Linked DNA regions of Mus musculus: region 2 is linked to region 1. A link is a contact called in ENCODE Hi-C or POLR2A ChIA-PET data. All regions are on one chromosome and are shown on one strand. Each heading gives the region's core, a stretch centred on a gene start or an enhancer-like site at or near the end of the contact. The rest is flanking DNA. Distances are from core to core; before and after follow the strand shown.

Region 1 (2,630 bases), core at 44-2,543:
CATTCCAGAAAAATACTCCCCACGTTGGCTTTCATTCTACATGGCTATTCTCTGATTTACTGTTCCTGTCAATCCTTGATAACTAGTTAATCAATGGCCAACCAGGCTGGCCTGACCTGAGGCTTGAGGACAGGGTAAGAGGGGCGGCCACTGGGTGGTCATGTGCTCGAAAGAGCACATATTGCAGGAACAGAAGCCCAGGTCTGAATTTCTGGCCCAGTACGGCACTGACTAAATTGATCAGGCTTAGTTTTCATAATCTACAAAATGGGATAGTATCTACTTGCGAGGACAGACTGTGAGGTTTAAGTCACACAGAACAGAAAAATACTGGCACTCAGGAGCCATGGTGAGGGTAGCTTTTCAGGTCTGAGGGATTCATCTCAAAGGCTCCTCATCGTGCCAGGAATTTTCTTCCCTTCCTCACTCAGGGCTAACACCTCATGCTGCTTGGCTTCCGTCTCAGCCCCGCTACTCACTGAGTCCTGAGGGTGAAGGCAGCGCTGGTGATGGAGGTGGGCAGGTTCAGGCCTTTGGTGATCTCCCTCCAGATTTTCTTGTTGATGATCTCCACCAGGCCTCCTTTCTCTGTGACCAGTTTATACAGCATGTACAGGTCCAGGATCTGCTTGGCCATGATGGGAATCCGGTTGATTGGGGTGCCTGTGATTGTCCAGTGAGAGAGAGAGAGGGGGCTGGGTCAGACAAGCTGAGCAAGAAGACATCAAATCTGTGCACGCTCATCATTAGTAGGCTGGATACAGTGCTTGTGAATTTCAGAAGTGTGATCTGACCCTGATCTGACAGCGATTAGACTCACTGTCAGCACTCTCTGGAATAAGCAGGGCAGGCCCAGGGGGTTAACAAGGGTTATGGCCTGAAGCAAGTCCCTTAGTCTTCCTGATGCAGAGGAATGTAGAGGGTGTTTTGTTTGTTGTTACAAGTATAATCTCAGATAACTTCTAATAGTTTGGCAATTTACACTCCTGGAACCTTTGGAATCAATTTCTGCCCAGGCCCCACCGGCGCATCCACCTGCCTACACCCCGCTGGGCTGGTGTGAGAGTAGCTGAACAGGCTCCTTTGTAGACTGCCTGTCTTCCCTCCTGAGACAGGATGGAGAGACATGTTTTCTTTTTCTCTTATGACTAGCCAAGTCAAAGTAGCTACTGGACATAAAGGTCTCCCAGGGAATAAAACGCCACTCAACAATTCTTTCCCCACTCACTAATCACTCCACCCTCCCCCTGGCCTCTTAAAGAGGGAGGGTCAGAGCAGCTTCCGCCCACTGGCCCAGAGGGGAAGTGAGAGGAGCCAGGGACTTGATTAGGAAACCTGGCACTGGGCAGGAAGGGCTACTAATGAGCACCGGGGGACAGGAGTGAGGGAGGGGCCCAGGTCCTTTCACAGGAGGCCGGGATGCTCGTCAGGAGGCGTGATGGATGACTGTCATTTGGCAGCCCGGGATTAATGATCTGGAGGTCAGAGGAGAGAATTCCACAGGGAAGGGTCAGCATCCGGGGCAGTGAATGAGACTTGTTGCCTTTTGATGGCAAACTTCTCTTACTGTACGTGGCTGCTCTCCAGCCCCACCCCTTCCCTGCCCCCACCTTACTGAGTTGCCTCATAATGGCAAGCTGTCCTGAATAGAGGCTGCTCCTTTCCAATGCTGCTACTTCGTGCCTCAGCTGAATGCATCGGCCTCACCACAGGTTTATTTTTATTTTTAATTTTTATTTTTTTGGGGGTGGGGGGAGGATGCAGGATCTAGCTAAGTTGGCCAGGCTGACCTCAGTCTCCCAAGTGCTGGCTTTCTGAGATGTGACAACACATCCAGTCCCCCTGCTGTTTCCCAGGACAATCCAAGCAGGACAATGGAATGAAGGGTTCCCTCCCATTAAAAAAAAAAAAATCTTATTATGCAGGGACTGAAAAGATGGCTCAGCAGTTAAAGAATATTGGCTGTTCTTCCAGAGGACTTAGGTTTGATTCCCAGCACCCACATGGAGGTTCACAGCCATCTATAACTTTAGTTTCCGATGATCTCGTGTCCTCTTTTGGCCTCTGTGAGAAATACAAGAACATGGTCCATAGACACACACAGCAAGGCACACAAAATATACGGGTGTGGTGGCATGTGCTTATAATCTTAGCACCTGGGAAGGAGAACCAGGTAGATTTCTATGATCTGTGAGTTCAAGGCCAGCGTGGTCTACATAGAGAGTTCCAGTCCATTCAGGGTTACATGATAAGACCCTGTATGTGTATATGTCAAGTTTCTGTGTATGTGCATGTGGAGGCCAGAGGGCGATTTTGTGTGTCATCCCCAGGAATGCCTCTACCACATCTCCATTCCTGAAGAGAAAGCAGTGTGAATACAGCTATGGGGGATTGCCCTGGTAGGACCAGAGCTCTTTCATGCAGATAGGAGGAGACCAGCCGTTTTCTGAGCCCTTTGGACAAGGGTCATGGAGTTAGGTTTAAAAGTGCACAGGTAACCCAAAGACAGTGACATAGGCTTCTACCACCAGCTACTGAGAAACATGTGACAAGAGAATCTCAAGTTCAAGTTCCAGGCTAGTCTCTGCTGCATAGACCACTGTCTCTAAATAAATAAAAAGATAAAGGAA
Region 2 (2,630 bases), core at 84-2,583, 38 kb after region 1:
ATTGAGTTGGAAGATAAGAAAATGTAACCTTTTACCATCTTCAAAAATTCATGGGAGAACTAATCTCTAACAAGAAAAAAAAATGGCTTTGATTTATATAAATTTTTACACGTTTAAAGAGTATAATTTTTAAAGCTGGGGAGGCGGGGAGTTCAAAAACCAACCAGAGCCATGCTAGACAAATCTCATTTTGTTTCTTAGAAGCACTTGGTTGTAGCTTTCATAGGCGGATAAAAGATTCCAATTCCAATTGGCCCCTTACTGCCTGTCCCTCCTCCTGGCAGTTTGGAAAGTATAAGTTATGCCTGCAGCAATACTTTCTTTCTGCTTTAGTTCTTATTCTGTAGGGAAGCCTGAAAGTTGGCAAAATTGTTCCTTTAAAATAAAAACCCCGTTGGGGACAAAACAAAACGCACACAAAAGAAGAGCAAGCAATTCACTGGTCATTTAGAAATATTCGTATAATCTTTAAAGTCAAACAACACAACTGGAATATTTCAACCAACTCCTGCCAGTCATAGTACAACTGCTTCTTTTCTGGTTGGCACCATCTTCTCGGTAGGCTTTCCTCAGCAAGGGAGAGGGGTGTCCGATAGCGTCTTTATTAAGACAGAGATGACTCCGTTTTACAACTCAATTGGCACATCCTCCCGAAGAGTCCATCTCATCCCAATCCCTAAGCAGCCAAGGATTCAAACAATACTACTAACATCTAGAGAATTTACGTCTCCGAAATCTAACTTCATCTCTCCATCCCTCGCTCGGGTTTTTTAAACTTCCCGGACCTCCAAACCGAGAGCAACGGACTGCTTGCCGCTTGAGCCCGGCCTTGGTGACCATTTCCCTTACCTTCGTTTCCAGCTCTGTCCCCGACCCTCTTCGACCCCTCTTTCCATTCTTTACCTCCCACCCAATGGAGCCCTATCACTTTTACTTCCACCAAGCCCCCTTTGCCAATCTCCCGGCTCTTCTCTAATTACTCCATCTAAGCTCGCTCTGCGGTTGCCAAAAGGGGGGGGGGGTCCCTTACCTTTCCCATCTCTTTATCTCAAACCACTCCTTTGGACACCGGGAGGACGGGGCTCCTCCCGATGCTCTCACTTTTTCTCAGCGGACCCCGGCTTCACTAGCCCGCGTCTCCCCTACACACCTGCCTCGGCTCCCATTTCGGTCCCCTCCACCTGCCACAGCCCCTCTCCCGCCGCGGCAGAAAGAACCACGACCCGCGCCGCTCACCTATGTGCAGCGTTCCGGGCTCGCGGGTAGGGAGGAGGCAGCCGCTCAGACCCCAGCGTAGCAGCTGAGCCTGCTACTCCTCCGCAGCTGGGGGCCACAGCCGGGGCGGGGCCCGCACCGGAAGCTGTGCTGCGGGGCCCGGCCGTCAGCCCGGGGCGGGGGAGGGGCAGGTAGGGGCGGGGCCCCACGGTGGGGGGCGGGGCCCGAGGCCGGAAGCAGCTAAAAAGGGAACGAGGTGGGGGTGGGTGGGTAGTGCGAGACGGAAGTGACTCCTAGAGACCGCCCTCTGGTTGAAGCCGTGGGCGGAAGCCATTTAAGGCGGGCGGAGGCTTCGGCCAATGGGAGAGCACGGACTCAGAGGAGTTCCGGTGTGAGTGCTTTCGCGGGGAGTTGAAAAGAGTAGGACTGACTACAGCACACGGGTTTCTGGCTGCCGTGGTTGTGAATTGTTTGTAATAAGTGAAAGAAAGGAATAAAGAGTGCTAACTTTCAGCTAGTCTTAATGAAGCATTCCAGCCTTTTATTAGTTTTTTTCTAAATTTCACTTTTTGGATTGAAATTTTCCTGTTCTGGAACACCACCTCTATCCATCCCCAACCTCACCTCGTCACAGGGGTTAATGTTTTCTTTCTTCAGGTTCCAAAGGTAGAAGCTGAATCCTGGCACCGCTTATACAATAAAACAACAAAACCTTGTCTTCTGGGACTCCTAACTCTGGGGAACTTCTGTGAATTTATGCATGCACCTCCTTGTTTTACCTTTCTCCCAACTGACCATCATCCTTGATCCAGAGTCTATGGCTCGCTTAGTTTTGGGTCTTAAAACAATCCCAGCCAAAACCTAGAACTTATTGCCACTGGCTTTTCTTGTCCCTTCCCTTCTTCCTTCCCTTCCCCTCTTTTCTTTCTTGTTAGAAGGTAGCTCACCTATTTAGCAAAAGTAGTTGACCATCAAGCTCCAGGAATCCTGTCTTTACTTCTGAAATGCTAGGATTGCAGGTGTGCACCACACCTGGCTTTTTACTGAGGCGTTGGATATCCAAATTTAGACCCTTATTCTTTGGCGCCACGCTCTTAACTCACTAATCCATCTCAGTTCCTGATGAAAACTTTTATGGTTTGTTGTTGTTGTTGTTTGTTTTGTTTTGTTGCAGTCCTGGTCCCTTATTTCTTTTTTGTCCACTAGGCCATGAATTCATATGGAATGGGCTCCAGCAGTTTCCGTTAGTCCTCACAAAGTGTGCTTCTCTGGTTGACGCAGGCTGGCGCTTCAGCTGCACCCGGGTGCCCTTCTCCTTGGCTTCCTTCTTCTGATCGTTCTCCTTCACCCGCTTCAGGAAGCTGTCCCTGCTCTTCGAGTGCTTGATGTGCTCAATCCGCACATTGATCCTCTTG

The links. A loop is a pair of places that touch in the nucleus more often than their neighbours do. ChIA-PET counts read pairs that join two places held with the same protein, here RNA polymerase II (POLR2A).
Region 2: a loop to region 1 is called in a map of heart, with 1.9 times the contacts of the local background. The contact joins the promoter of Arid3b here to the enhancer-like site in region 1. A Hi-C loop is called at or near these places in 8 of 37 maps with a recorded cell type or tissue (CH12.LX, heart, regulatory T cell and 1 more). POLR2A ChIA-PET finds 5 or more read pairs at or near these places in 3 of 5 experiments (all embryonic stem cell).

The regions. Positions count from the first base shown.
Region 1 is chr9:57,797,563-57,800,192 of GRCm38, forward strand. It overlaps Arid3b (AT rich interactive domain 3B (BRIGHT-like)), which reads right to left. Exons shown (of 9, transcript NM_001379353.1): 5 at 480-663. Among named protein-coding and RNA genes, the nearest start is that of Gm32510, 31 kb to the left of the region's middle. Within about 2 kb of position 1,294, at least 1 of the 3 ENCODE cell types and tissues checked has a DNase peak (open chromatin) inside an H3K27ac peak, as active enhancers do; it is heart, where a contact is called at or near this core.
Region 2 is chr9:57,835,446-57,838,075 of GRCm38, forward strand. Arid3b (AT rich interactive domain 3B (BRIGHT-like)) reads right to left here and starts at 1,334. Exons shown (of 9, transcript NM_001379353.1): 1 at 1,237-1,334. It also overlaps the pseudogene Gm7547.